2 separate regions of the Mus musculus genome follow, and region 2 is linked to region 1. A link is a loop called in an ENCODE intact Hi-C map of the cell type or tissue named here. Cell type or tissue: heart. All regions are shown on one strand. Links, peaks and the distances in the headings refer to the core of each region. The heading gives the core; the rest is flanking DNA. Region 1 holds the start of Tm9sf2 (transmembrane 9 superfamily member 2). Region 2 holds the start of Clybl (citrate lyase beta like).

Evidence for each region. Hi-C counts contacts between places; a loop is a spot of excess contacts. Peaks named below come from ENCODE experiments on the same cell type or tissue, not always from the same donor. Only the 100,000 strongest peaks of a DNase experiment are listed, where the experiment ranks them.
Region 2: it touches region 1 in a loop (6-fold over the local background); 2 of 42 quality-filtered maps call a loop at or near these places.

Annotation. Positions count from the first base shown.
Region 1 is chr14:122,101,858-122,111,910 of GRCm38, forward strand. It overlaps Tm9sf2 (transmembrane 9 superfamily member 2), which reads left to right and starts at 5,225. Exons shown (of 17, transcript NM_080556.3): 1 at 5,225-5,578. The coding sequence starts at 5,411. A330035P11Rik (RIKEN cDNA A330035P11 gene) reads right to left here and starts at 5,117. Exons shown (of 4, transcript NR_015586.3): 1 at 3,927-5,117; 2 at 3,075-3,584. In heart, for the core only: CTCF peaks have their summits at 3,035 and 5,825; DNase peaks (open chromatin) are centred at 3,134, 3,734 and 5,194; H3K4me3 peaks cover 4,273 bases; H3K27ac peaks cover 3,249 bases.
Region 2 is chr14:122,176,560-122,186,612 of GRCm38, forward strand. It overlaps Clybl (citrate lyase beta like), which reads left to right and starts at 5,135. Exons shown (of 8, transcript NM_029556.3): 1 at 5,135-5,222. The coding sequence starts at 5,167. In heart, for the core only: a CTCF peak has its summit at 5,334; a DNase peak (open chromatin) is centred at 5,082; H3K4me3 peaks cover 1,459 bases; H3K27ac peaks cover 1,557 bases.

The sequences.
Region 1 (10,053 bases), core at 954-8,953:
GAGTAGCCAATCAGATGAGGAACATGCAAATGAGGCTTAGTGCATAACCAATCCGGGTGTGAGACACGCCCCTCCTAGGCCTATAAAAGCAGCACCAGTTCTGGGCTCGATCTCCCAATAAACGTGTGCAGAAGGATCCTGTTGCAGCGTCGTTCTTCCTGGCCAGTCGAGCGCGCACAAGATCTGCCTTTGCCTCCCAAGTGCTGGGATTAAAGGCATGCACCACTACTGCCCATCATTATGAACAATTGGGAGGTAGAGAGAGGAAGAGCTAGGAAGGGGTGACTTTGAGGTTTCAAAAGCAACATATCTCCTCCAACAAGTCCATACCTCCCAATCCTTCCCAAACAGTTCTACTAACTGGGGACCAAGAAGTTAAATATATAATCCTATTGGGGGCCATACTCATTCAAATGGCCACAAAGTCCATTTGGGGACTGCTGTGGTTTGGATTTAAAGCATCTTAAAGGCCGGTGTGTTGCAGACTCCGTGAGCCCAATCATTGAAAGGTAGGTAACTGAACAATAAGAGCTCTCCACGGTAAATGTAATTCCTGGGGGCTTTTCTTCGCCCTTTTGCTCCCAAGTAATGTTGGAGTTTCTACACTTGCTCTAGTCTGTTTTAACCCCCCAAATAAACAACTCGGGGACCTAATAAATGTATTAAAGAGCTGCAGGCACTGCGCTTAGGCATATATTTGTCTATTCTAACCCTCTGTGGCTGCCTACGTCCCAGCCATGTGGTCTTTTACCTGCAATCTGAATCGTGCCCTGGCTTGCCAAGGCTGTTCAATGTGTGTCCCCAACACTGACCTGATCTAGGGTGTGGGGTGAGTAATTTGACAGCATCACTGGGAGGCAGGGGAGCCCTCTGGAGGTGGAGCTATTTAGAGGAAGTAGGTCACAGTGTTTCCGGGAGCTGTATCTTTTCCTGATGTCTCTCTTCTGCTTCCTGCTCTCTTCCACCCTCCCTCCCTGCTTCCTTGCTTCCATGAGGTGAGCAACTCTCTTTCACCATCCCTCTGCCATGCCAAAACCATTGGAGCCCCCCTGATCATGGATTGAAATCTCTGCGAGCATAAGCCAGAATAAACCTGTCCTGCACCAAGCAGTTTTCCCCAGGAATCTTATAGCAATGGGAAACAACGCGATAACTCTAGGATCATCTTTATCTTTTTTGTTTCGCTTTGAGACACGGTCTAGCTAGATAGGTAGTAGACCAGGCTGGCCTAAACTCAGAGGTCTGCCTGCCTCTGCCTCCCACACACTGGGATTAAAGGGATATGCCATCACACCTACCCCATTCTTTATCTTAAAATGAGAGACTTCATAACTTGACTCTGACCTCTTTGGGCAGTGTTTATAGCTAATTTGTTCGAGGCCAATTTTACTTCCAAATTATACTATATAGAGAATAGATTTTTCTCCCCTTTACCCTTTTTATTATTTGGGGTCTGTAATTAATTAACAATTACTAATTAACAAACTGACAGAAAAAGATATTTATTCATGTTTTTATGTGTATGGGGCTTCACAGAAAAGAAATGAAAACCAAAAGAAGCCATTGTTCTTTCAGGGACATTTCCTGTTTTAACAGCAGCCATGCATTGTATAGAGGTGACTAGTTTAAACAGGTTTTGATCCACAGGCAGTACAGTGGGGCAGCAATGAGGAAATGTGTGGTAGATTAGAGTTGATTGCTACAGTTTATCATATATATATATATATATATATATATATATATATTTTAGTATTGTTTCAAGTCTTTTTAGTTGGTGGGGTGGGTGCTTCTGATTCAAATAATCATGGACCTAACACATGCTAGGTCAACACTATACACTAAGACTCCCTCCTTTTTTTTTAAACTTCTTGAGACAGTTTCATTACGTTTCCCAAGCTGTTCTCAGACTCAGGGATCTGCACCTTAGGCAGGTCTTCAACTTGTGATCCTTGTCTCAACCTCCCAAGGAGATGGGGTTGCAGGCCTCGCCCAGCAGGCTCTCCCCCTACTTCTATAAAGGCAAATCTCTATTCTGCTTAGACACAAAAGAGGACCATCTTGTGCACACTAGTTTTCTGCTGCCTTTAACGCAGTGTTGTCTTTTATGCCCAAATGGAATATTTTGGGTATGATATTCTGACCTGTCATTGATGATATACTATCAGGAAATGAAGATCTAGATTTTTTTTCCCCTTCTAAAGAAAATCTCAAAGACTCTTTCATTTACAGGCACATAGCTAGTAAAATCAATGCACGTTCTTTTCAAGTATAAGGCACTTTCCTATCAGTTTACCCTCCACCCATGTGTAGGATGGCCAAGTAATATACTTGTATTTCCTGTGTATTATTTGATTGAGCATCTGAAATTAAAACATTAATGGGTACCTGTATATTTGTTAAATCTGGCCATCTCATTCATATAGTGTGAGAAATTCAGAAAAACAGACATCTAAATTATTTCAGCAGAAAAGTGTGTGTGGGGGGGGGAGAATTTTCGATTTTAACTGTGGCAAATCATACATAATAAAATTTATCATCTTAACCATTTTGAGTATAAAGGTCAGCGTATATTGAATTGTTCATTGCTCATCTGACCGTTTTCGTCATCCATATCCATGGTTAACAAAAAAAACAAAACAAAAATCAAACCAAACCAAAGAAGCCCTTTTCGCTGGGCAGTGGTGGCGCACGCCTTTAATCCCAGCACTTGGGAGGCAGAGGCAGGTGGATTACTGAGTTCGAGGCCATCCTGGTCTACAGCGTGAGTTCCAGGACAGCCAGGTTTCTCTACCCTGTTGGAAAAAAAAACAAACAAAAAAGCCCTCTCTTTCCTCAGCTTCTCCGAATTGTCAAATGCCGTGTGGAACATAGAAAAAAAACATATTCCTCAGGTTTTGCTCCAGTCAGAGTTATCAGTAGTCTGAAAAAAGTTGCGTTTTTCCCTTTAATCTAGTCGGGAAGAGCCTCACCAACCAGGAGCTGGCTACCCAGAGTTGGAAAGCTTCGCCCCGCCCCCGCCCACCCCGCCCCCTCCCGCCATCAGGTAACCTAGGGAACCGCAGGTGAGGCGTTACCCAGAAGAGGCCGGATCCGGAAGTAGGGGTCGCCCCGCCCACCAGCCAAGAAGCGGCCCAGCACGGTGACGTGTCGTTGTAGGAGTTGGCTTTACTCGCCGTGCGTACACCCAGTTGGAGCTCTGAGCGAGTCAGCTGTCTGGAATCCCGATGTCGTTTTCATTCTCAAAGACTCCAGTTGTCCGGGTTTTTAATTTACTTTACCCAGAGTGTTGAGGCTGTCAGGTCTCGGGGCAGGAAGCACCAGGTCACCGTGGGTTCATCACTGAGTATCCCAGGCCATCCTGGGAAGTGATTCTCGGTCTTAAGCTTGTGGTGGTCTGTGAAAGCGAGCGGGAAACCCTGGGAACCCTCAGGCGTTAGCACCGCAAGTCTGCGACCCTAAATTCAGGTCTAGAACCTGTGTCCTCCGGCGACCAGGGCCGAGCGAGCACTTCTAGTTTGCTTCGCCTTCGTCTCTCCAGGCCCTGCTGTAGAGTTGGAAGATGCAGAGACCAGGCCCCTGCAGCCCTGGGAAGTGAGACAGTGAACAATAAACACGATCGTTTCCGAAATTGGTAGACACCGAGGAGCAGCGGTGGAAATGGGGGACACCTACATTCTACATTATCCCTCTTAGCACAAGTAGAAGCTGGGGAGACCTACAGAGTGGCCTAGCGTGGTAGGTAGGAGCCTAGAGACCACCAAAAGAACTCAGTGGCACAGCGAGCAGCATGCCAGCTATGGACAGTGAGATTGTCACAGGTAGAAAAAAGTAGTAATGGCAAGGTTGGAGCGGGAGCTACGGCAGTGAAGGTCTAGTTTGGTATTATCAGAAAAATAGGTAAGGTGTGTGGGGGGTGTTAATCCTACCTCTTTATATTTGGAGACAGCTGCTTCCTTTTTCGACAAAGGGCGTTGTCTTGACTTAGCCCAAAGTTCAGTATGTGCATGTATTTGAGATGGTGTGCGCTGATGGACACGCCTCCTTTTGTTATAAAAGTGGTCAGGACCGCCTGGGACAACTACTATATCACCTATTTTTTTGTGATATAGTATTTTTTAACTTAATCTTTACCACTCTTTGAGAGGGTGAGCACCCTTGTCTTCTCTTCTAACTTTCATTTCTCCAGTGATGAACCCATGCCCAGAGGCACATCGCTAGATCACAATGTTCCAAAGCCAGGACGCTCAGCCAGTACAAATTACCTTTGATGTTAAAGCTCTTTTTAGGTATGTCAGTAGTTCTTTCTGTAGGTGCTAGAGCCATTGAAAATCTGGTTAGTTGTAAACTTTGGGGAAGGGAGCAATATATGAGCACACAGAAAAAATTTAATAGCATGAGACTACAAACTTTTTTGAATTTACCTATTTTCTGAATTTGCCTTTTCTTGAATTTGGGGGTTACAGTCATCCAGGACTGTGTTTTATATTCTAAGATGATGCACTTGGGGAAGAATTCGGTTGAAGTCTAAAACTCCATGGGCTTTTTATGCTAAACTTTTCTCCTCCTTGAGCATAATGCTTGCGCACTAACACAGAGACATAACCATTTCCCATTATCAATGGGAAAAGCTATGCACCTTGTCGAAGAGTAATAATGCCGTAATAGTCTTCCTTAACACGACTGCTTTGCTTAACTAAGCCCCGGTATCTTCATTGCAACCTGCCATTGCTACTTTATATTTACTACCCTCTCTCATCTATCTCATTTCGACTTTCTGAAAGATATGTTTGTTGTGTGCACACTTCTCCCACACAAGAATGTCCCAGCATTTCCGATGCTTAGGAATTATTCTTGCAAATAACCTCTAAGAGCTGTTTAAAGATTTACGAACCGCTCTTTCCATTTGTTCCCTTACCCTGGCCCCAACTAGGTAACCCCTGAGCTCTGCCTCATCGACCAACTCGGTCTCCATCAGAAAGTACTTGGTTCATCAGTCCTGAGCGGACTGACGGGTATGAGGTGACAGAGGGCAGAGAAGAGGTGCGCCCGAGAAGCGCGGCGCTCTGGAGCGCCACGGTGGAACCTGGAACCCGACTGTGGGTGCCGGAAGCGCGCAGGCGGAAGTCACCCAGATCCCGGAACGCGGATCTCTTGGCCGCCCCGCCCGGAAAGAGCCCGCTGCGCTTGCGGCGCCGGCACTGAGCATGTGCGTGCGGCCCCGCGCATGCTCCGTGGAGGCCCGCTTCGGTTTCTGTCGCGGGGCCCGCGGTGTCTCCTAGCGTAACCGGAACTAGCCGTTGCGGGCCGGCCTTCTCTGCGCTCGGGCCTTGAGGTGATCTCCGAGCGCCCCGGACCCCTCCTTCCTCGCCGTCCCCCTCGGCTCGGCCGCTCGCCTCTCACAGCCGCCGGCATGAGCTCCAGGCCGCCAGCGTCGCCGCCAGCGCAAGGCTCCAGGTTGCTGCTGCTGTCGCTGCTCCTGCTAGGGACGGTCCCAGGCCCGCGCCCGGGAAGCGCCTTCTACCTGCCCGGCCTGGCGCCGGTCAACTTCTGCGCCGAAGAGAAGAGCAACGAGTGCAAGGTGGGGGAGGCCTGTCGGGCTGCGCGCCGCGGTGGGAGCGGGGTCTAGGAGCGGGGTCAAGGAGCGGGAAGGGGCGTAGCTGTGGGTGGGGTCGCATTTCGAGCCGCGACGGGACGGGGGCCTGCGGACCCCGGGTGGTCCCCGCGGGCTCGTCGCTGCAGCTCGGGGCGCTTTGCCCGGACCCCGGCGGCTTGCGGAGCGCCCTTGGACTGGCCTGCACGCAGGTACGCGGTGACCCGATGCCCACACGGGGCGCTCCCAGCCGAGCGACAACTTCCAGTAACTTAATTTCGTAGCTCACTGTTTTATTGCACTTTCCTAGAACTCCTGGTCATGACGGCTTATTCTCTCTAGGACTTTGATACCGAACTTCAAGAATACTAGTTGATCATTTAACCTGTGGATTGTGACGCATTCTAACCCTCCTTGAAAACCGCGTTAATAAAGACTAGTTGTAGTTAAGTTTAGTCCCTGGCCTTTAAATTTTTTTTTAAGCTATAAAATTTTTAAGAGACCCCCAAATGGGTTTCTCCGCGATGGCTTTAAACACTTAAAAAGCAGCAGAGAGCGGGAGAAAGAACCTGCCTTGAAAATGTTGGTTTCGTAGGCCATCCGCCCACACGTTTTTCAGTTTACCAGCTGAAAGCAGCTTTTAGGTATCAGGTGTAGAGCATCACAATACACCATTATTTCGTAAAGTTACTAAAACTTAACCATTTGGAGGATCCAGGGCCTCTCAGAAACCGTTAATTTTAATACTTCAAATAATGGTTAAGAAAACGTTTACACTTTTTATTTACTAAAATTTTAAGCTGGTGTTTATTTTATGACTCTTAGCTATACCACAGTTGTGAATTTTGAGGTTGTTTTAGAGTATTAGGGAGGCTATTAAAGTTTTCATGGCATTTTGCAGCTTCTCTTTAGGTTTGTGGGCTATCCTGTGTGGCGTTAACATGGTCACTACAGTTTTAGAAAGAAACAAACGTGTATCTATGACACGTAAGTCGTAGAGGGTTCAATAATGCCTACCAATCGGTAAGATTCACCCAGGCACACAGTCCATTAACTGTGGTACCCGGAAAAGCAGGAACTTCTGCCTCCTTCTAGAGAGTTCTGACCTAAAGTGAGATCCAGTCTTACAGGCACACTGAATTTTTCTGTTAAATATTTCAGAAGCCAACCTTTATAAACAAGTACTTGGTCTGTAAATGAACAGTGAATGTGTGTTGTATTCGTAATTTCTTAGAGAAATACATTCCTGGCTCCTCCATCAGCCACTGGAGAACAGAGGCTTATTAATAAAATCTGATGTTACGAAAGGTATGGTCCACATACCTAGAGAGCATAGATGAGGAAATGTTTGTGGATTAGAGTCTTCTGGAGAAGCAGCAGAGATGTGACACTGGACACGGACTTTAGAGAGAAGTGTGAGTGGATTTGTGGGTGATTTGTGTTGTCTCACAAGGTCTTTAAGTGTCCTTTTGAAGTTTCTGATCCTTTGAGGGTTTGACTTAGATAGGTGTGGGGATGAAACAGGCAAGACAGATCATATTCTGGATGTTGGCTTGCTGTCCTTGTTCTCAGCTACTCCGTTAGCAGTAGGAAGAGGGCAAATGTCCCTAGGCTCTTCTCTAACTAGCTGGCGTGGAGACTTAGACATCTTCCCTTTTCTCTCAGTAGGGAGCTATTCTGCTTAGTAAACAGTTTAAATTTTTATTCCTGCGGTCAAGATGGTAACTTTACAAACATCCCTTCCCTCTTTTCCAAACAGAAATTTACCTCACAGTTTGGGAGGCTGAGAAATCAAAGTTTTAGGTGCTCACAGATTTAGGGTCTGGTGAGGATTCATTTTCTTCCTCGTCCATGTGTATGTATGCCTCATGTGGTGGGAGGGATGAAAGAGCTTCTTTAGCCTATTTTTTGAGAACACTAAACCATTCATGAGAACTCTGTCCCCAGGACTTGGTCATCCCTAAAAGGCTTTCCTTCATAGTACCATTGCCTAAGGGTCTACTTTTTCAATACAGGAACTGGGGACAGGAGAACATAAACATACCACTCCATATTTCCTGAGGGGACAAGAGTGAGCAGAGAGGTCCTTGATGCTGTTGATATGATTTCTGGTTCTTTCCCCACCTCTATAACACAGGAATAATTATGTTTGCTTATGTGTTTCCCTTGAAAGGTATTTCAGATTTCTTAGGAGAAACACTGTCTTTTACTGGTTGAGTGCAGAATGAAGCAGGTGTAGCTCAATGCAATGTGTGCAGCACCGCATAGTCTTATAGCTTCTGCTATGAAGTCCTCATCCCACATTAACTTGGTATGGATTGCCTGATGATTTCACTATTTTGTTTCCTTAAAATTGTTGTATAAGCCTTTGGTGTCTGGGTACACCTTTAATCCCAACACTCAAAGACAGAGGCAGGTTTATCTCTTTAGTTTATGGCCAGCCTTGTCTACATAATGAGCTGTAGGACAGGGCTATGTAGAGAGACCTTTTGTCTCAAAAGCAGTAACAACAACAACAACAAAGTTTTATGTTTAATTTTCTGACAGAGAAATATGAGTTCATTAAACCTAAAATCCTATTTATGTTCTTCTAACTTCTGATATATGGTCTTCGCCTTTGTAAATGAGTTTTGTGATTTACTCTTTTTTTTTTTTTTTTACATAATACCATTACATGTGCATACATTTAAATATCCGTGTAGTCATGAAATGTCCATTCTTTTATTTGTTAGACATGGGAATATTTTATTCTTAACACTCTGCTGTCTGTGGGCTTGCTTAACCATTTATGCTTGCCAGGCATTAGATTGGTTCTAGCATTTCTCTGTTGTAATCAGGAATTATTTGTGCATTCTTTTTAAAGATTTATTTTTAATCATGTGTGTCTATGTAGATGCATATAAGTGTGGGTTGCCTACAGAGGCCAGAAGTGTCAGAAGTTACAGGGTGTTCCAGATAGCAGGTGCTCCATTTAGTATAAAAGTTTTGATTCCTTCAGTTAGTTGCCATGTGCTGGTTAGTTTTGGACTGAGTGTCCTTGCAGTGTCAAATGATTAAGGATAGTGACAGTTCACCTTCATGCTTTTAACTGTTAAGTATTTGGCTCCTCAGTGTCAATTCAGACATAAGAACTAAAACAGCATAAGCTTTCAGAACGTTGGATACATTTTTACTGCGTAATATAGAGACCGTATTCTTTTTTAAAACTTATTATTTACTTTACATGCCAGTATCAGCCCCTCCTCCTCCTTCCAGATCCTTCCTTCACGCAGATCCTCCCTCCACTCCTCCCTTTCCTTCTCCTTTGAGAAGGGGGAGCCCCCTCTGGGTATCTCCACTCCCCAGAACCCCTAACACATGGAGTCACTGAAGGACTAGGTGCAGCCTCTCCCACTGAGGCCAGACATTGTGATCCAGTTAGGGGAATGGGATCCACTTGCAGGCAGGCAGGAGATTCAGGAACAGCCCCCGCTCCGGTTGTTGGAGGACCTGCATGAAGACAAAGCTACACATCTGCTACGTATGTACAGGAGGCCTAGTTCCAGCTTGTGCTTGCTCTTTTGTTGGTGGTTCAGTCTCTGGGAGCCCCCAAGGGTCCAGGTTAGTTGACTCTGTTGGTCTCCTGTGGCGTCCCTGTCCTCTTCTACTCCTAGCAGTGAGGGATATGGATCCTGGAAAGTCCACTTTCTGTGGCCAAGCAGGACTCCCAATGGTGGGATAAGGACAGCAACCCACCCACAAAACCTTGTACCCAAAATGTGTTCTGCTTACAAGATGTACAGGGACAAAAATAGAGACAGAGGGAATGGACAACCAGTGACTGGCACAGATTGAGACCCATCCCTAGGACAAGCACCAATCCCTGACACTATTAATGATACTTGCTATGCTTGCAGACAAGAGACTAGCATAGCTGTCCTCTGAGAGGCTCTACCCAGCAGCCAATGGAAAGAGATGGAGAGACCCACAGCCAACATTAGATGGTGCTGGAGAAGCCTCATGGAAGAGTTGGGTGAAGGATTGAGAGATCATACTCTTAGGGGAATGGGGCTGACAGGATGGTTCAGTGGGTAAAGATACTTGCCACCAGCTGGACTTGATGGTGCACACCGTTAATCTCAGTGCTTGGATGGCAGAAGCAGGCAGATCTCTGAGGCCTTGTTGTGTGCAGAGTGAGCTCCAGGTCTACTTAGGCCCTGACTCAAAAAAACAAAACAAAAGATACTTGCCAACAAGTTGACAATCTGAGTTCAGTCTTTGGGACCCACATGATGGAGAGAACCTACCCACGAAAGGTGTCCTTTGACCTCCACATGCTCACATGGCATGTACACATTCACACATACATGGGGGGAGTGAGTGGGGGAGACAGAGATGAAATTTGAGATTGTCTTTGTTGTGCTGTAAAGAAAAATGACCAACTCTACCCTCTAGTGGCTAATGACAGACAGCAAGGCTCAGAT
Region 2 (10,053 bases), core at 915-8,914, 75 kb after region 1:
ACAGACCCCGCAGGCCCTGCCAATCTTGTTTGGAAAGGAGTCAAATCTGTTCATTGCTGATAATAGACAGCATGATAATGCCCCCAGGTTGGCTTGTAAGAAATATGTATCTCACTTTTTTTTTTTTCTTTTAGCAATAGGAGTCAAATTTGGATTTATCCTGATAAAGGAGAGATTTGGGACCTCATGTGATCTAATTGGTCCAAGCTTCTCCTTAATCCCCATTTGTTGACTCTCTGCGCCCCTGTCCACATGGTACAAATGACCCTGCCTCAGGAATAAGCCAGCCCAGCTAACGGAGGCAGCCTTGGTGCTGCTTGCAAGCCTGAGCCTTGGCTTTATTTTCACGTATCCTAAAGAACAAAGCATTTCTTAGACTTGTTGCTGGGTGTTGGGAATGCTCCACCATTTATGTAGCGGTGGTAAGATACCTTCACCAGGCCAGGCGTGATCATGCATCTCTGTGAGCTCAGGCTTAGGAGGAGAGGCAGGCAGAATTCTATGAGGTTTACATTAGTACTCAGGAGAAGTATTTTTCACTCTTATAAGTTCTTCTGTCATTTCATGTATATTTATTTATTTATTTATTGTGTGTGAGTGTTGGTGGGGGTGGGGGGGCACATACTACAGCAGCCATATGGAGGTCAGAGAACATTTGGGAGTAATTCTCTCCTTATACCCTGTGGATCCCAGGAACTGAACTCACTGCCCACACCCCACCTCAAAACAGGGTCTCACTGTATAGCCCAGGCTGGCCTCAAACTCACAGAGATAGCCTACCTCTGTCTCCAGAGTGCTGAGATTAAAGATAGGTACCACAATGCCCAGCGTCTTGTACATGTACTTATTTATAATTTTTTATGAGACAGAGTTTCATGTACCTAGGCTGGCCTCAGGCTCACTATGTGGTTGAGTATGTTGCATTCTTTTAAATCCTTTCCATTTGTTTTCTCTCTGTGTATGTGTTCAGGTGCACGTCTTACCTGTTTTTATTTAAGTGTACTCCATGCATGCATGCCTAGTGTCCACAGAGTCAGAAGACAGCATTAGATCCTTTGACACTGGAGTTACAGATGGTTGTTAGCCACCATGTAGGTGCTGGGAGCTGAGCTCCTATCTTGTGCAAGGGCTCTTAACTGCTGAGCCATCTCTCCAGCCTGTCTTGAACTCAACTCTTCTCTTCTCTTCTCTTCTCTTCTCTTCTCTTCTCTTCTCTTCTCTTTTCTTCTCTTCTCTTCTCTTCTCTTCTCTCTTTCTCCCTCTCTCCCTCTCTCCCTCTCTCCCTCTCTCCCTCTCTCCCTCTCTCCCTCTCTCCCTCTCTCCCTCTCTCCCTCTCTCCCTCTCTCCCTCTCTCTTTGAGACAGGGTTTCTCTGTATAGCCCTGGCTGTCCTGGAACTCACTTTGTAGACCAGGCTGGCCTCGAACTCAGAAATCTGCCTGCCTCTGCCTCCCAAGTGCTGGGATTAAAGGCGTGGGCCACCACACCCGGCTCTTTCTCTCTTTAAAGATCTATTTATTTTATATGAGTATACTGTTAGAGGGCATCAGTTCCCATTACAGACAGTTGTGAGCCACCATGTGATTACCGGGACTTGAACTCTCTGGAAGAACTCTCACTCAGTGCTCTTAACCTCTGAAACATCTCTCCAGTCCCTATCTTGAACTCAATCCTTCTGCCCTCACCTCTTAAGTGCTAGGACTACAGGCATGTGTCTATATCCACTTTATGCACTGGGCATGCTCTAGGCATGGAACCCAGGGCCTCATGCATGCCAGGCAAATCTTTTACCCACAGTGCTACATCCTCAGCTCCTCCACAAGCCTTAAAGTCAGTCTTTAAGAGTCATTCCTTGGTAGAGGAACTCTGAGAAGGTTTCATTTTTACTAGGCACCTCAGGGTCCCCTTGATTCTGCAATCCATTACTGCAAACTTAGTGGCTTAAAACAATGTAACAGTTATTATCTTGCCGTTCTAGAGGCCAGGAGTTCAAAACAGCTCTCATGGGGATAAGTTCAGGTGTTCTTGCAGGTTCTTTGGAATGTGGTAGGGCAGTCTTTGGCTGGCTTCCCAGCTTCTAGGGGTCCCATGGCCTTGACTATGGCCCACCCCAGACTCCATTGTGCTTCTAAGTCTCGTACCTACACTGTGATGTGACTCTCTTGCTTCCTTCTCATAGGAATGCTTATCATGACATTGAGTCCTCCCATGTGACCCAGAATAATCTTCTCACCTCAAGCTCCTTCATCACATATGCTGAGTGACACAATCATAGGTTGTAGCAGTTAGGATGCAAGCAATTTGGAGGCCAGTATTCATCCAACCACAGAAACTGAGGCTGGGGGAGAAACACAGTTGGTAGGGTGCTTGTCTGGTATGCACAAAGCCCTGGGTTCGATTCCCAGCACTTCATGAAACCAACATGACCATAGTTCCAACACTTGGGGAAGTGCAGGAAAGAGCATCGGAGTTCAAGTGCAACTTCAGTTGCATAGTGAGTAAGAGGCCACCCTGGTCAATAGGAGACCACGTCTCAAGAAAACAAAACAACAACAACAACAAAAAAATAAATTACATAGACAAGTACTAGAAGAGCTATGGAGACAAAGCAGAGACCATGGCCTAGAAGGTCTACAAGGATCGGCACCGGCCTTCTGATCATAGGGGATGCTGCAGCGTGGGTTGGAAAATCATGCAGTCAGAAAATCAGACGTCAGGCCTTCCGGAGCAGAAGGGTATTTTAAAGGTTATGTAGTCTAACTTCCTCGACTTAAAGAGTGGGAGCTAAGGCCCGGCCGGCTCGCGATGTGGCCATTAGATATTCTGCATTTGGCCTAAATCTGAGAGACGTCTCTTCCTTTCTCCCCAAGGAGCCAGACGCAGCCATCACCCTTATCAAAGGCAGCGCTGGCCGGGAGCGCGGCTGGGAGGGTTTTGTATCTTAGCAGCAGGAGGCAGCAATGATCTCAGAGCCAAGTTCTATCTGTGCCACTGCTTAAAAACCATTCCACAGAACTTCTAATAGGCTTCTTTCTAAGTGCGCCATTCTGAAGTTTGAAACCAGTGACACCGGCCCGCTCAGCCTTTGAGACTCAACTTTGGTGAGAAAACCCTACATCCGGCCAGACAGCAAAAGGAAGGAAAGAATGGATTGTGATAAAGAGCCTTTGGGGTTCCTAACCAGAGAATAAAGGGCTTCATTTTCCTAATGGGTCTGCCCTTTCCCACTGGAAAGTTATTTAAATGTTACAGCAAACAGTGAGGTTGATCAGATATTTTCAGCGGGCGAATCCTAGGAGGTGTTCTGTAGAACCAATACAAAGCTAGATAGTATAAGACAAACAATGAAGGTTAATTGAGTTTTCACGATAATTACAAGGCCATGTGGTGAAAATATAACTCACTTCTATCTAGGACAAATGTATTTGTGAAACAATGCCAAGATTTCAGCCACTTAGGGCCAGGGTGTAGCTCAGTGGTAGATAGAGCTCCTGCCTGCCTGGCTGAGGCCCTAAATTCTACTCCCGAGTATATTATTAAAAAAGGCATTTAGGCCACTTAAACCTGGGCCCAGGAGGTTCTCAGATCCCTGAAGTTTTATGCCTGCTCTACTTTGCCCTGAAGTCTTTCACCCTCCCAACCCGTCTTCCCCCACTACCTCCCCTCAATCCCTCTGACCCCCTCAGGTGCAAAACTTGCAATAACTCTTTTGTGCATGTAACTGACGCCTTACGTGACTTTTATTGATAAATAAAAACTCAAGGCCGGGCGGTGGTGGCACACACCTTTAATCCAAGTACTTGGGAGGCAGAGGCAGGCAGATTTCTGAGTTCAAGGCCAGCCTGGTCTACACAGTGAGTTCCAGGACAGCCAGGGCTATACAGAGAAACCCTGTCTCAAACAACAACAACAACAACAACAACAACAAAAGTTTTAAAAACTCAAACCCCCAGACCTGTGTTTTTACTGGTGGATGGATGGCCATAGAGAAGTGTAACAGGACAAAGAGTGTGATCTAGTATCTGGAGACAGACAAAGCTTGCCTGCTCAGTCTCTTAGTACAAGATATAGATGTGTAAATTAGAGATGGAATGGGTGTTCCTGATACTGCTTTGTCTCAGGCTCCATTTTGGCGGAACAGACTGGGGCCCGCAGTGGAGACAGGAAAGTGGGATGGTCCTCACTGGGTGCAGGCAGGAGAGGTCCGGGTGGGTGTGAGGGGGCCTCACAGAGGGTTTGAACAGTCTGCCCTGTTGGTATCATAAACTAAGCGATAACTCAGTCTTGCAGATATTCGGCATCTGTGCTGCCACTCTGGCTACAAAGGACTTCTGGGGTCTTTTGTTTTTGTTTTTCGGGACAGGGTTTCTCTGTGTAGCCCTGGCTGTCCTGGAACTCACTCTGTAGACCAGGCTGGCTTCGAACGCAGAAATTCTCCTGCCTCCCAAGTGCTGGGATTAAAGGCGTGAGCCACCACGCCCGTCTGGGGTCTATTTTTTAATCCAGCTTCCGACAACGACTTTGAGTGTCAATTCAGAACAAACGGAACGTAGTGACCACCAAAATCAAAACTGCAGAGGTAGAAGACAGAGGAATGGTGGAGGGTGGAGAGTGGAAAGGACCAGACACTAGGTAGGGCACCACTGGATTAGGAAAGACGACCGATGGCAGCTTCTCTCAGTTTCCGGAGACCCGCAGGCATTGGGAAGGGGCCTGTGTGGGTCCCAAGCCTGCACCTTTTCAGGTAGAGCCCATTTGCTTTGACCACTTTTAGCTTATGCACCATCGCAGGCTCACCGACTGTGTTAGGGGCACGTTGATAATAAAAACAGCAAAAAAGCCCCTCGGAAACCTAAATCTTCTCTGCCAGAGAAAACCCAAGTTTCTCTAACTCGTTTCAGAAGCGGGCGGAGCATTGGGTCACCAAAGCCTCCGCGCAGAGCCGCGCAGGGCTCGCAGAGGATTGGAGTGGCTAACGAGGGCGGGCGTGGTTTTGGAAAGAGAAGCGTTGCATGGGGCCTCGCCAGCAGAAGCAAGGTGGGGCTGAGTCTGGCTGGACTGGCCTGGGCTGTGGCAAGCGGGGGGCCGGGCTAAGCCTGGTAGGGCGGGCGTGGCCGAATCCAGCTAGGCGGGGCGAGGGCGGGGCGTAGGCGGGCCAGTCGGGAAGATGGCGTTGTGCGTGCTGCGGAACACGGTTCGTGGAGCGGCGGCGCTGCCCAGGCTGTGAGTTCAGGTTCTCTGTCCCCGCCACGCGGCGAAGGCGGTAGCCAGAGTGGTCTCTGGAGCCTGCATGGGCACTCTAGCCCGATACCTCTGTGCCTCCGGTCCTTGACCTCTGCCAAGGTCGCTGCGGCTGCTGCCTCCCAGTGGGAGGGCTTTGCGTGGACCCGGGCAATGGGTACAAACGTTACTGGGTTGGCAGGGCTGTCAGCATCTGGCATGTACCGCGCTAACTTAGGGGCGCTCTGGAGTAGCTGAGACGCTCACCCCACCTATGTGAAGCACAGTGGTTCCCAAATGTTGTTCTCTGGACCCACTTACCCAACCAAGAATGACTGAGGGTTCCAAAAAGCTTTTGCCAAAATCTGCTCATGAAAAACACTGAATTTTTTTTAGGTGAAAAGAGCATATATTTTGAAGTTTTCTTTGGTTTAACAAGAGACTTTAAGTCTTACGTCATCAGCTTTGGAGTAGATATTTGAAAAGAATTCCATGACTTGGGGAGTGGAGGCAGGAGGACGCAGGTTAAAGGCTACACTTAATCTACATAGCAAGTTTGAGGCCAGCCTGGCCTACATAGCAATACTAGTTGGTAAAGGAACTGTAGATTGTCACAAACAGTGACCCTCCCTCATGACACTTGCCTATCTGTTAACTGCACGTGTCCTGAGTTCTCCTTTAAGGTGTCTTGCCTATTGTGAGGAAACAGGATCAGAGACTGTCTCAAAGTCCCACGGAGCGATGGAGCCAGAGTTCACAGTTTAGCGTTTTTTACATCTTTTGTGTTGTGCTTCATGATTTACCCCAGACCCATGACAGGACCCATATGGTCTTAGGCACCTCATTTTCTCATCTGTGGCCTTGCACCCTGGCTGGAGGAAAATCACTCCTGGAACCTGAGTGGTGGTAAGGGAGGGGTCCTGGGCCAGCCCAGAGATTCCGTTTCTGAAGTGTGAAAGGACCAGTCCTGACCGCACACAGTCACCACTTCTAATAGGCTTGGAGCTTAGTGTAAACTCCTTTTTATCACCACCACCCTGCCCCCCATACCATGCATCATCTCTATCAAGGGCAGGTACTTGGCTTTAGTGAGCCAATTGTGCTAGTGTGGTCCTAGTAAACCCACCAGAGGATGTAAGTGCTGTCTGGGACCAGTAGGCTACTTCTGGAGGCTCCTTGCTTATTTTCAGAGTGTCTGAACCATTGCTGAGCACGCAGGGGCCATTCAAGACCAGAAATCCTGATCCCTGTTTCTGACCCACCAGCGTTTGCCCTGAGCTCTAGACTGTCATGTTATTCATGCAGTTCTCTGTGGCCATGCTGGATGTATATGAATTACTCCGCTTTCAAGGAAGGGAGCATAACTCACTTGACAGAGCCAAGAAATATAGATGGGAACACACACACCTATCAAAGTTGCTACATAGAACCATCTGTAGCTATTTCTCAAGCTACACATGAGTCCTTAGGACGCTTCCAGGTCTAACACATCACTCAGGGAGCAGTCTAACTTCTTCCTGAGGCTTGTCAGTAAAGCACCGGCCCAACTGTAAGGAAGCTCCTGCTGTCTACCACGCAGGCACTTAATTGTTCAGTCCTAGCAAGCATATGATTTATTAGCCCACACCCATTGGGAAGATGTCCACCCACTAGAAGACAGTGCTTAGACTCCCTCCAGCCTCATGGGCTCCATTTATTCCTAGAGTTGCTTAGGTCAGCACCCTTTTCTTTCTTCAAAGCCCTTTTGTATACAATTGGTGCTTTTCTTGGTCTGCATTCTTTCCAGGTACCCTCTACCCAACAGACGATTTAGTTTTTACATTTACTTTATTTAGTGTGTGTGTGTGTGTGTGTATGAATGTTAGCACGAACATACTGCAGTTTATGTGTGGCGGTCAGAGGATCATTTTCAGGAGTTGATTTTCTTCCACCCTGGGCTCCAGGGATGAAAGTCAGGTTGTCAGGCCTACGTAACATATAGTTTTATTGCTGATCCATCTCATTTAGAGTGTCAAAGAATTTGAGCCATACGGTGTATAGTCTTTTTAGATTGGGTTCTTTAACAATAGGCATATACAATTCCTTCATGTCTCTCATGACTTAATAGCTCAGTTCTTTGTATTGCCAAGTAGTATCCCATTGTGTAGCTATACCACAGTTGGTTTAGACAGTTCGCTGTTGAAGGATATTTTAGCTGCGTCCAGTTTTTGTTGACTGTGCAGAAGTCTTCACATGCGTTTGTGTGTAGACATAATTACTGAGGAATGTGACTGTTGAATTGTCTCAGAAGGCTGTGCTTAGCTTTATGAGAAGACGTCACAGTAGCTGCACCGTCTTATCTGTGAACGAGTGTGTTACTCTGCTGACTCATCGTCTGTCATTGCTGGTTAAAGAACATTCAACAATTCTAACCGGTATGCGGCTGTGGTATCTTGTTTTCGATTTGTTTGAACCTGAAATCCCCTTAGATGATGCTGTGGTGGTTTGGATGAGAGTGGCCCCCAGAGGCTGATATAGTTGAACGTTTGGTCCCCGGGTAGTGGAACTGTTTGGAGAAGATTAGGAGGTGTGGCCTTCTTGGAGGTGGTGTGTCATTGAGGTCAGGCTTTTGTGCTACCTTCCAAATGGTGATTTGCCATCTAGTATATTCATCGTACATATGCCCCAACTATTTTGCCGATTTCTTAATTGTGTTGTGCTCGATACTGTGATACAGTAAGAATGTTTATTTGGTTTCTGTCCCTGTTTCCTGGAACACAACCCTAAACCAATGGACTCTCCTGAGTGACTTGAGTGTTGGGGGCTGCTAGGCTGTGGGGTTCAGCCCTTCTCAGCAAGTTCACGATGTGACTTTAAAGTACACCGGTGCTGATGAGTGTTTTGTCAATTTGACACAAGACAGAGAAGAAGGAACCACAAGATTGGTCCTGTCTGTTCAAGGAAGCTCCCATCAAAATCCAAAAGGCCAGGGTTTGGAGAGCATCCAGGTTGCTAAACTCATGCAGCTTTCTGTAAGGAGGTGTGCTTAGAGAGGGCATAGAAGCTTCCACCCCTCATCCATGCCCTGCCCTGTGTATCCTTCTATCTGGCTGTTCATCTGTATCCTTTCGAAGGTCTCTGATTGTAATCAGTTTCCTTGAGTTCTGTGAGCCCTCCTAGCAAATGAACTGGACCTAAAGAGTGGAGTCTTAGGAACCTCTGACTTATGGTCCGTCAATCAGAAACACAAGGAAAACACCTACAGCTTTTGCTTACATCTTAAGTAAGGGCAGACATGAGGGACTGGGCCCTAATTGTGTGGGCCTGGTACTTACTCTCTCCAGCTGTAAAATGTCAGAGCTGAGTGAAAGGATATCTAGGTGGTGTCTGCATTTCCTGGGTATGTGGAGAGCAGCCCTCCCCACAGAAAGCTGCGTGAGCCTACGGGAGAATGGGGACCCTCTGGTCATTTGCTTACTGTTGAGTTTGCTGTTAGTGTATATCAGCTACAGTCTGTCATCAGATCTGGATTTTGGAAATATTTTCTTCCAGTCTGTGGCTTTCCCCAGCATTCTCTTTAGACTATTTCAAAGGGGAGATATTTCTAATCTGTGGGTCCTGAGAGTTTCCCCTTCCCCTGTTCTTTCTTTTGGAAGGTAAATGCTGCTGTGTATGCATCTCAGATCTATGACCCCTCCAGCTGTTCTAGTCAGTTTGTTGAGGAACCTGTCCTTGCTTCTTCATCCAGCAGCAGTTGGTAGCATCTGTAGGTCTTTATGGGCTGTATGACAATGTTCCCACTGCTTTGCAGGCACTCTCTTTATGACCGTCTTGTCTGCTGTATTGTGATGGCTCTCCTGGGCCTTTCACTTTTCTAGGTAAACTTCAGAATTAGTTCGTTAATTCCACAGGCTAATTTACTGGGATTTGATCAGTATTTCATTGAGTCCATACAGTGAGTCAGAGGAATTAACATTTTAAGAATCTTGAGCCGGGAGTGGTGGCACACCCCTTTAATCCCAGCATTCACTCCGGAGGCAGAGGCAGGAGGATCTCTGAGTTCGAGGCCAGCCTGGTCTACAAAGTGAGTTCCAGGACAGTCAGGGCTATACAGAGAAACCCTGTCTCGAAAAAACAAAAAACAGACAAACAAAAAAAGAATCTTGAGTATTGAGATGGAAGTCATGGCTCAACAGTTAAGAGCACTGGTTGCTCTTGCAGAGAGGACCTGGGCTCAATTTCCAGCACCCACATGTTGGCTCACAACTAGTAACTCCAATTCCGTGGGATCTGATGCCCTCTCTGACCCCCTTGGACACTGCATACACATGATATACAGATATTCATGCTGGCAAAAGATTTATACACATAAAAATAAGCCACTTTAAAAAGTGGAGACATGCCAGGCAGTGGTGACACACACTTTTAATGCCAGCACTTGGGAGGCAGAGGCAGGTGGATCTCTGTGAACTCAAGGCCAGTCTGGTCTATAGAGTGAATTATAGGATAGCCAGGGCTACAACAGAGAAACCTTATCTCAAAAAAACCAAAACAAGTAAATAAAATAAACAAGTACACGCACATATATGTGTATGTGCCGTTTTCTATTTAAGTTATTTTGAATAGTTATAGTTACATTGTAATATACACCCATCAGCAGAATATAGAGTTTACAGTTACATTGTAATGTACACACATCAGCAGAATATAGTTTACAGTTACATTGTAATATACACCCATCAGCTGAATATAGAGTTTACAGTTACATTGTAATATACACCCATCAGCTGAATATAAAGTTTATAGTTACATTGTAATATACCCATCATCAGTTCATCCATAGCATTTTCTGTTG